Linked DNA regions of Homo sapiens: all the other regions are linked to region 2. A link is a contact called in ENCODE Hi-C or POLR2A ChIA-PET data. All regions are on one chromosome and are shown on one strand. The core of a region is the stretch at or near the end of the contact, and the rest is flanking DNA. Distances in the headings are between cores, read along the strand shown. Region 1 holds the start of P2RY1 (purinergic receptor P2Y1). Region 2 holds the start of SUCNR1 (succinate receptor 1). Region 3 has its middle 240 kb from the start of P2RY1.

The links. A loop is a pair of places that touch in the nucleus more often than their neighbours do. ChIA-PET counts read pairs that join two places held with the same protein, here RNA polymerase II (POLR2A). Pooled maps may share reads with other maps.
Region 1: a loop to region 2 is called in a map with no recorded cell type, with 4 times the contacts of the local background. The contact joins the promoter of P2RY1 here to the promoter of SUCNR1 in region 2. A Hi-C loop is called at or near these places in 4 of 37 single-sample maps with no recorded cell type and 4 of 50 pooled maps. POLR2A ChIA-PET finds 5 or more read pairs at or near these places in 1 of 52 experiments (HEK293).
Region 3: a map with no recorded cell type shows a loop between it and region 2 (8-fold over the local background). The contact joins the enhancer-like site here to the promoter of SUCNR1 in region 2. A Hi-C loop is called at or near these places in 5 of 37 single-sample maps with no recorded cell type and 4 of 50 pooled maps.

Annotation. Positions count from the first base shown.
Region 1 is chr3:152,832,954-152,836,593 of GRCh38, forward strand. It overlaps P2RY1 (purinergic receptor P2Y1), which reads left to right and starts at 2,178. Exons shown (of 1, transcript NM_002563.5): 1 at 2,178-3,640. The coding sequence starts at 2,830. RefSeq lists silencers at 2,085-2,134, 2,847-3,141 and an enhancer at 2,315-2,414.
Region 2 is chr3:151,872,014-151,875,537 of GRCh38, forward strand. SUCNR1 (succinate receptor 1) reads left to right here and starts at 1,630. Exons shown (of 3, transcript NM_033050.6): 1 at 1,630-1,693. The region is part of intron 1 of AADACL2-AS1 (AADACL2 antisense RNA 1); the gene reads right to left.
Region 3 is chr3:152,594,355-152,598,118 of GRCh38, forward strand. No RefSeq gene overlaps it. Among named protein-coding and RNA genes, the nearest start is that of P2RY1, 240 kb to the right of the region's middle. RefSeq lists enhancers at 2,019-2,118, 2,482-3,152. Within about 2 kb of position 1,822, at least 18 of the 41 ENCODE cell types and tissues checked have a DNase peak (open chromatin) inside an H3K27ac peak, as active enhancers do.

The sequences.
Region 1 (3,640 bases), core at 928-3,427, 960 kb after region 2:
GCTAATTTTTTGTATTTTTAGTACAGAGGGGGTTTCACCGTGTTAGCCAGGATGGTCTCCATCTCCTGACCTCGTGATCTGCCCACCTCGGCCTCCTAAAGTGTTGGGATTACAGGCGTGAGCCACAGCGCCCAGCCCAAAATTTATTTTTTAACATCATTTTTTAAAAAGTCTGTGGTGCACTTAAAACAACTATCCCCCAATTCCTAGTAAGGTGTCAGTTTTCTGCAAGTACTTAATGGTATCTGGACTAAGTGTACATTTCAAAACACTCACATTATGAGTTAATGCATTTGCAACAAACTTCTGAGTGAAGTCAGATATTGCCTAGGTTGCAAATAAAAAATGCAAAGGAGTGAGGACTTAAGACCTATTGAGTACCCCTGGAACCCTTAATGGTTTTCTTTGCTTCCTTTTCTCTCTTAATAGACAATCATCCCACCTAGGACCATACTAATCAAACAATACACAAATGTTTCATGTTAAGGCTCAGAATCATAGACTCATATAATCAGGAGATTGGAAGGAAACACAAAAAGTAAGACTTTTCAAGACAACCTCATTCACACTGTTTACTTGAATTATTTACTCTTGTTTTATTATTAATTTTTATGCTGTTCAATTGACTACAATTCAAAACCCAGTGTATTCATACCATGTGCTAAGATATGCTCCTTCCTATATGTGTTCCTCTAAAGAACCATCTGGATCTTGTGGGGGATATTTTCCTTTGTGGTATCAAAGCCAGGAGCTCGTGGTTTTCCTTTATTTTTTAAGGGAACACTATCATGTAGCATCTGGGACCAGAAAGAAATCTTGATGTTATATATTTTACAGATATTTTCTTTTTGGATTTTTTTTCCTCTAAGAGAAAAGCTTTTGTTAATGTGTCATGTAAAAATACATTAACTAGTAACTTGTCAAGAAGTGCTAGATTCCATTCTTGTGCGGGTCCATTTATATATGTTCCTGAACAGCTAATATTTCATTTAGTTTCCAATTAAACTTGCTCAAATACATTTTTGAAGTGCATTGCTTAAAATTTACATTCAAGGCAAGAAAACGAGTTTGTCAGTAAATGTAGTAATTAAGGAAGTCCCAAGTCTGTATTTTTAAGATACTAGAGGTAATTGTAACTAATCACTTTAACTTAAAGAAATAGAATTGGAAATACCCCCCTCCCCCCGCCACCCCCTACCAAAACCATACCTTAGTCACTTTGGAATTATAACCGTCTTTTACGTCTATCAATATAAATGTATTGCATTTGGCATTCAAATTACTTTCAAAGGGATAAATTTCGAATTTTTTTTTTTCATTGTAGCTTCTGATCTTTAAATGTACTGAACAGGAGGATTTGGGGAGCTTGTCTTGTCTGATAGGTGTTAAGTATCTATGACGACAAATTTGAGCTGAAGCAATGTGCAATATGGACTAGTAATATCTTCACAAGACTATTTTGGAAATTCTCACGTTGATGTTATTAATGACGTGGGTTTATTAGCATTTGGGTAATTAAGAAAAAACAGTACTAGAATTTAAAAAAAAGAAAAAAAAAGGTAAGAAGGGCGAAACAGAGTTCTCCACTCCTCTCCCAACCCTCATTCCTTTGGAGGCTCGCGCCCTCTTGGAATAGCAGGTTCCTGCATGTGCCAGAAATCCGGTCCCGGCAAAGCTAGACGCTCTGCAATGACAGGCGTTCCCAGCTAGGGACTCCTGGCTGCTTGGAGCTTGAAAACACCTGGCGTGGTTCTCGAGGGCCCTAGAGGCTCCTGCTACGGACTGGTCGGCTCTGGGGTTGTAGGCAGAAGGCTCTAAGCGGTCGGAAGGGTTTCCTGTGTGTCAGCAACTTCACTTTGCCGAGATAGCTGGCGGAAGAGGGAAGGAGCGCTCGCGGGCCAATCGCCTGCCAGCAGCCACCTTGGAGCGCACCCCTCTCCCTCGCCGCCGACTCCGGTAGCAGCGTGCCGGCAGAGGCTGAACACACTCGGCCTCGGCGGAGACCTGCTCCCCAGAAGACGCCTCCTGCTTCCCACTGCGCCCTGGAGGACGCGGGCTGGCTGCTGGGCGAGCTCGGCGGAGGCACGCCCCTCGCCTCCCCGCGGAGTGCGGACTCGCCCCGGTGCCCAAACTCCGCCCACCCTCTAGGGAGCTCCGCTCTCCCGCCTAACCCCGGCACTCCGGACAGAGCTGGGCCTGGGGAAGGGGTTCCTGAACTACGCGGACGCCGAACGGGACGCGCTGCAGAAGCGCACGAGTCTGCGGCCACGCGCGCTCCGATGGCTGCCAGGAGCTGAGCTCAGGGTGGGCGGAGGAAGCGGTTAGACGCCCCGAAACTGAGCTGCACGTTTCTAAGGTAGGGAGGAGGAAGATGCCCCCAATTAAGTTGATCTTTGAGCCAAGGAGGCTGGGGAGCAGCCTCCCCAAGCTAGAGCCCTGCAGAGCGAGTTTCCCTTGACCTCGCTGCGCCTCTGGCGCGCTCTGCAGCGCGGACCCGCGGCCCCTCGGGAAAGCGCAGTCGGAAAGTTATCCGCGGCGGTTCCCTGCGCGCCCTGTTGTGTAAGCTCGGCGTTGCCAGCGGACGGAGAAGTTGCTGGCTTGCCCGATAGCCCAGTTCGGTGGCGGCCCGGGGCGGATTTCATGGCCCGCGGCGAACGCGGGGCCAGAGCTGGCGTGGGCGAGCCCCTGCGCGCCCCCTCCCGCGGGGATCCAGTTCGCCTGCTCCCTTCCGCTCGCTGGCTTTTCCGATGCTTGCTGCGCCCCTGGCCGCCGCTGCCCTCTCGCCGCCTCCTACCCCTCGGAGCCGCCGCCTAAGTCGAGGAGGAGAGAATGACCGAGGTGCTGTGGCCGGCTGTCCCCAACGGGACGGACGCTGCCTTCCTGGCCGGTCCGGGTTCGTCCTGGGGGAACAGCACGGTCGCCTCCACTGCCGCCGTCTCCTCGTCGTTCAAATGCGCCTTGACCAAGACGGGCTTCCAGTTTTACTACCTGCCGGCTGTCTACATCTTGGTATTCATCATCGGCTTCCTGGGCAACAGCGTGGCCATCTGGATGTTCGTCTTCCACATGAAGCCCTGGAGCGGCATCTCCGTGTACATGTTCAATTTGGCTCTGGCCGACTTCTTGTACGTGCTGACTCTGCCAGCCCTGATCTTCTACTACTTCAATAAAACAGACTGGATCTTCGGGGATGCCATGTGTAAACTGCAGAGGTTCATCTTTCATGTGAACCTCTATGGCAGCATCTTGTTTCTGACATGCATCAGTGCCCACCGGTACAGCGGTGTGGTGTACCCCCTCAAGTCCCTGGGCCGGCTCAAAAAGAAGAATGCGATCTGTATCAGCGTGCTGGTGTGGCTCATTGTGGTGGTGGCGATCTCCCCCATCCTCTTCTACTCAGGTACCGGGGTCCGCAAAAACAAAACCATCACCTGTTACGACACCACCTCAGACGAGTACCTGCGAAGTTATTTCATCTACAGCATGTGCACGACCGTGGCCATGTTCTGTGTCCCCTTGGTGCTGATTCTGGGCTGTTACGGATTAATTGTGAGAGCTTTGATTTACAAAGATCTGGACAACTCTCCTCTGAGGAGAAAATCGATTTACCTGGTAATCATTGTACTGACTGTTTTTGCTG
Region 2 (3,524 bases), core at 380-2,879:
ACATCCATTTGTCTTTGTTTCTTGGAAGGGGTTCATGTTAATTTATGTCTAAAATTAACAAGCCTGGCATTGGTTATTCAAATGCTTTTTGCCCTTTTAAAAATATAGACAAAAATAATGTTTTAACCTTTCTTCCTTCTAAAAGTAGAAAAGAATTGCATTACTGAAAAATACCTGTTATTAATTCTTAGACTTTGTTGTGCACAAGGGTATTGTCATTCAATTCTGTAGGCAGTCAAGAATCAGAGTCGGTGCTTTTAGAATCCAAGTACATAGGCTTAAGCTCTGGTCCCTCCCGTTATTGATTCTGCAATCTTGAGAAAGTTAATTGACCTCTCTGAACCTTAGCTTTTTAATCTGCAAAATGAGAAAAATCTTAAATAATAACAACCTCAGAGGATTACTATATGCATTTGATGCATAAAGGTACTTAGTGTAATACCTGCCTGCCACATCACAAGAACTCAACAAATTATAGATATTTTTATTTCATGTAAATGCACATGTTTGTATACATAAATATTCATACATGTATAAATATATTTTACACATGTATATAAAGTGTGTAATATAGACACATATGTATGTATATATGTATGTGTATATATACATACATATATTTTGAGTTCCTGAGTTTTTAAGCTGTCAGATATTGGTGAGGAGAAATGCTTAGTTAGGAGGATGCCTGTAACAGAGCTTCTTTTTGGGCTTCTGCCTGTCATTGCTAACTCAATATTCAACTTACATAGCATTTAAATTGAATTACTGCTGCCTGCACAATTATGGGCTTTCTTAGTATAATCCCTATGCTTCACATCAAGAAGACTGAGTGTTTACTTGAATCTAAACCTAATATAATGCTTGGAAAAAGCCAGGTGTGCTTCCTGTCTGAAATGGTGGTAATGTACTTCCAGATGTTTTTCAGAGCATTGATTGGGATATATAAATTGCCATCTATTAAGGTTATTTTACTTAGCATCTCTCTCCCTAATCCCTAGCTATCTGATGTATCTTTTATGTGTTTCTTGATTTTAAGCACAGAAAATAAAATGGAAAATAACTTGAAGCTCTAGTATCTTTTTGCTAGTACACCAACATAGCATATATCCAGGTTTCCCTTTAAAATTTCAGTTTTATAGTTCCCTCAAAGTTATTGAAAACAGAGGTTTCGTTATTATATTCTCAATACAGAATTCACTAAGAAAATTAATTTTAAAAAAGAAGAAAAGCAGAGGCAACTGTATTCCCAATATAAGCAGTATTTACCACTTCTTATTGTGTAAATATGCAAATAAAATGAAAATAAGGAATGCTTCTCTGTTGCTTTGGTAGTGGATAAAATAAGTTCAACAGTGTTTTTCTAAAAATCTATTTGGTAAATGTGTTTCCTGTGAAATGAGTTACTTGTTTTTTGTCATTCAATTGCAAAACTGCATGTGAAAATAAAATAAATGTGAATGTGAAAATAAAAGCCTCACAAAAATTCCTCTGCATGAACATCTCTGACTGGGAGGTTTGACTGAATAAATTATTCCTGGGCTTTTGAATTATTAATCTTGGCTGCAGGATATGCAAATAGGATATGCAAATAGGACACTGTAATAACCATGTCCAGTGGCACAACACTGGGTCAGAAGCTATATCCAGCTGCTGGCAGAGTTCCTGTCAAGGGATCAAGTCTTCCAACAGAATGGTAAGCTACATGGCAAATTGTGCCTCTCAGTGTATAAAGTAAGGCCAGATTTCCTTCTAAAGGTGACCTGTGAGCAATTAAGGTTTTCAGTATTAAGTGTTTAAATTAATTCTTTATAAATAGATGTAAAACAGCAAAATAATTGAAAAAAAAAAGTCATTTTTATCTCTACGTTTATTTTTCAACAAATTAACTGTCTTCTTTTAGTTGTCAAATACTAATTTTATTTTATGTAAAAGGATTTATTATATTTGCTAACATCTCAACAACTTATATTTCAACAAAATAGTAATTGGATTTACCTAAATAAATATAACTACTTATGGGGAAAAATTAAAGTTCCTAAATGATTTGAAACAATCATGTATTTGATACATACACACACACACACACACACACACACACACACATATACATACATATATATATATATATATATATTTTTTTTTTTTTTTTTTTTTTTTAAGACAGAGTTTCACTCTTGTCACCCAGGCTAGAGTGTCTGAGTGCCAGAGTGACACATTTACAGCATGTGTTGGCTCACTGCAACCTCCGCCTCTGGGGTTCAAGCAATTCTCCTGCCTCAGCCTGCAGAGTAGCTAGGATTACAAGCGCCCACCACCACGCCCGGCTATTTTTTTTGGATTTTTTAGTAGAGATGGAGTTTCACCATGTTGGTCAGGTTGGTCTCAAACTCCTGACCTCAGGTGATCCACTCATCTCGGCCTCTCCAAGTGTTGGGATTCCAGGCATGAGCCACTGTGCTGGGGCATAATATTTTTATGTTTAGAAAATAATGTATTTGGGGGAATTTTCAGGCATCCTAAAAATTAAATTTAACATTTATGTGTGTAAAAATGATATTACCCAATAATTAATTTACTTAGGAAAAATGAAAAATTGCAGAAACCATTTCTATTCTACCTTCCATAACTTTTCAAAATGTGTGTGGTATTCTTAAAGAAGTTAATACACAATTTGTGCCATACTATTACTTTTTAATACCTTAATTTCTGGTGTAATGTATGGAATACATAAAAATAAAGTTACAAATGTTAAATTATTATATCTTTTCAGTGTGAATATATATTTTTGCTCAAATTATTTAGTAATCAAAAAAGTAATTTGTTAAAAAAAATTCTCATGTTACCATGTAAATTTGCCTTAAGGTAGCACTTAAAAGTAAACATTTTACAAATGTTATTTGTTTAATTGTGATGACTATAAAAACAAACAATTAAAAAGCTAAGAAACTATCACATATATATTTTAAAGTAAATTTCAAAAATGCAGATTTTCAAAAGGCTGAATATATTTAAAGTAAAAAACATTTTCAAGTTAAGTATTATTGGTCTGCTTATGTGAGTAAATTAGATATTGCTTCTAGTTCAATAATTCTAACAGTTTTAGATATATTTTTGGACTGGAAACTAAAGATTTCACTTTAATTTCTGCTCTTAAAAAATACCTATTCAAAATAATTCATCCAAATCAGTTACAATTTATTTATCACTATTTCCATTTCCTAAAAATTAAGAATATAGCCACTAGATAGCAGAAGAGAGAATATGAATTTTTCATGAGGGAATTTTCTCTTTAATTGGGAGTTTTGCTTAAAGGAGCAACTTACTTCATATGTTTATAGAATTGCGATGCCACACTAAAAACATACCCAACTATAAACATATCCAATTTGAAATATAGTATCTTCAAAATTTTGTATCCTAGTGAAGTTAAATTGGTCTGCAAATATTGCACAGCTCATATTTATAAAATCATAATCTATTAGAATTATGAACTTAGAAAAAATGAAACAAATGTATCAAAAAAT
Region 3 (3,764 bases), core at 572-3,071, 720 kb after region 2:
TTCATCCAGTCTATCATTGTTGGACATTTGGGTTGGTTCCAAGTCTTTGCTATTGTGAATAGTGCCGCAATAAACATACGTGTGCATGTGTCTTTATAGCAGCATGATTTATACTCATTTGGGTATATACCCAGTAATGGGATGGCTGGGTCAAATGGTATTTCTAGTTCTAGATCCCTGAGGAATCGCCACACTGACTTCCACAATGGTTGAACTAGTTTACAGTCCCACCAACAGTGTAAAAGTGTTCCTATTTCTCCGCATCCTCTCCAGCACCTGTTGTTTCCTGACTTTTTAATGATTGCCATTCTAACTGGTGTGAGATGATATCTCATAGTGGTTTTGATTTGCATTTCTCTGATGGCCAGTGATGATGAGCATTTCTTCATGTGTTTTTTGGCTGCATAAATGTCTTCTTTTGAGAAGTGTCTGTTCATGTCCTTCGCCCACTTTTTGATGGGGTTGTTTGTTTTTTTCCCAAACAGCATGGTACTGGTACCAAAACAGAGATATAGATCAATGGAACAGAACAGAGCCCTCAGAAATAATGCCGCATATCTACAACTATCTGATCTTTGACAAACCTGAGAAAAACAAGCAATGGGGAAAGGATTCCCTATTTAATAAATGGTGCTGGGAAAACTGGCTAGCCATATGTAGAAAGCTGAAACTGGATCCCTTCCTTACACCTTATACAAAAATCAATTCAAGATGGATTAAAGATTTAAACGTTAAACCTAAAACCATAAAAACCCTAGAAGAAAACCTAGGCATTACCATTCAGGACATAGGCGTGGGCAAGGACTTCATGTCCAAAACACCAAAAGCAATGGCAACAAAAGACAAAATTGACAAATGGGATCTAATTAAACTAAAGAGCTTCTGCACAGCAAAAGAAACTACCATCAGAGTGAACAGGCAACCTACAACATGGGAGAAAATTTTCGCAACCTACTCATCTGACAAAGGGCTAATATCCAGAATCTACAATGAACTCAAACAAATTTACAAGAAGAGGTCACTGTTTCCCACCCACACTCATAAGGTAGAAAATTCCTTACACAAAAAAAGCAAGATGTATGCTGGGCATACAAAAAGAATGACACATGTTCATTATAAGAGAACAGAGTATATTTAGTGATAAATTAGCTTTGTGGTAAAAATATTTTACTATGAAAATGGTAACACAGACCAGGTACAGTGGCTTATGTTTGTAATTCCAGCACTTTGGGAGGCTGAGGTGGGGGGATTGCTTGATTCCAGGAGTTTGAGACCAGCTTGAGCAACACAGTGTGACCCTGTCTCTACAAAATTTTTACAAATTAGCTGGGTGTGGTGGCACACATGTGTAGTCCCAGCTACTCATCTACTCAGGAGGCTGAGGTGGAGGTGGGAGGATTGCTTGATCCCAGAGGGTTGAGGGTACAGTGAGCTAGGCTTATGGCACTGCACTCCAGCCTGGGTGACAAAGTGAGACCCTGTTTCAAATTATAATAATAATAATAAATTATTTAAAAAATACTAAGAGAAAGAAGAAAGAAAGAGAGAGAAAGAAAGAAAGAAAGAAAGAAAGAAAGAAAGAAAGAAAGAAAGAAAGAAAGAAAAGAGGTAATATAATTGATCTAGGGTTAAGTGAATAAAGTATAATATATTTCTCAGTTCTGATTATTCCAAGGAATCTTTTAGTCTGGTGTCAGGGAGAGAATGGAGACCACAAATCTCTTTCCTTTTCTTCATAGCAAGATGGAAGAAGCCAAAGATTCGAGCTCTTTCTCTCAAATGTAGCTTTTCAAACAGCAAGTCCTAAGTCTCAAGTTAGGAAGTGAAAGTGTCATAGCTCTCTGATGCTGGCTAAAATTTTACTTTAAGTTTCTTGTCCTTGAAGAGAAACAGGAAGCACATTTTCTTATCAGCCAAAGCAGAATGAGTTCTTTTAGCAAGGTCCCACCCCCTGAGAGTGAACTTTGCACTGCCCAAATATGTGCGTGGAGCTCATTTGTGCTCTAATTGAATCCTTTAAAGCAACACAGCTGGAAGACTCAGATCTCACTTCCTTGATATTCTACAGTCTGCAGTTCATTTTTGCCAAGCCAAAAAGTGACTTGTGGAGGGAAAAATAACCCTAACAACAACAACATTTAAAAAGAAACAAAACCAGAGGAACTATCTGACATTTTGGTGCATCAGTTTAGTCAGTATATTCCTGCTGCTCGGAATAATTTCTCTGGACCTAGAACTCAACTTCTTCTTAGATAATTTATAATCATGGAAACCATACAGATCCCTGAGGTCAGGGAGCCACAGCGAGACCACATCCTTTGTTTTCATTTCTCAGCTCCAAGTTAAGCTGCTTATTGTGCCTGGATCCAAGATGTACAAATCATCCAGAGTGGCTGGGTTGTGTAAGAATGTTTCAACTGGCATGATGCCTGCTCTATCAATACAAATGGCTTAACTATTTTCTGATAAACCAAAGAATCATCCTACATGGCTCTCCTGAAACTGTAACTGTCTCTGAGCTGGCAGAGGAAGACTTGCAAGGGTTTTGTGTTTGAGAATCATCTGCAGATTGAGTTTTACAGGAGCTGGTTCCCTTACTTTGACACCCTGGGAGCAACTTCATATAAAGAACAGATCAGCATCTGAATATGGAACAGTAGGTGTCAGGCCTCTGAGCCTAAGCTAAGCCATCATATCCCCCGTAACCTGCATGTACACATCCAGATGGCCAGTTCCTGCCTTAACTGATGACATTCCACCACAAAAGAAGTGAAAATGGCCTGTTCCTGGCTTAATGGATGACATTATCTTGTGAAATTCCTTCTCCTGGCTCATCCTGGCTCAAAAGCTCCCCTACTGAGCACCTTGTGACCCCCACTCCTGCCCACCAGAGAACAACCCCTTTGACTATAATTTTCCTTTACCTACCCAAATCTTATAAAACGGCCCCAACCCATCTCCCTTCGCTGACTCTCTTTTCGGACTCAGCCCGCCTGCACCCAGGTGAAATGAACAGCTTTATTGCTCACACAAAGCCTGTTTGGTGGTCTCTTCACACGGACGTGCATGAAATTTGGTGCCATGACTCGGATCGGGGGACCTCCCCTGGGAGATCAATCCCCTGTCCTCCTGCTCTTTGCTCCATGAGAAAGATCCACCTACGACCTCAGGTCCTCAGACCACCAGCCCAAGAAACATCTCACCAATTTCAAATCCAGTAAGCGGCCTCTTTTTACTCTCTTCTCCAACCTCCCTCTATCCCTCAACCTCTTTCTCCTTTCAATCTGGGCGCCACACTTCAATCTGTCCCTTCTCTTAATTTCAATTCCTTTCATTTTCTGGTAGAGACAAAGGAGACACATTTTATCCATGGACCCAAAACTCCGGCGCTGGTCACGGACTAGGAAGGCAGCCTTCCCTTGGTGTTTAATCACTGCAGGGATGCTTCTCTGATTATTCACCCACGTTTCAGAGGTGTCAGACCACGCAGGGACGCCTGCCTTGGTCCTTCACCCTTAGCGGCAAGTCCCGCTTTTCTGGGGGACTTGCCAACCCCTTCTCTCCATGTCTCTACCCCTTCTCTGCTTTTATGGGGGAAGGGCAAGAACTCCTCAACCCCTTCTCCTTCACCCTTAGTGGCAAGTCCCGCTTTTCTAAGGGGCAAGAACCCCCAATCCCTTATCCCTGCATCCTGACCTCTTATCTCTGTGCCCCAATCCCTTATCACTGTGCCCCAATGCCTTATTTCCGTGCCCCAACCTCTT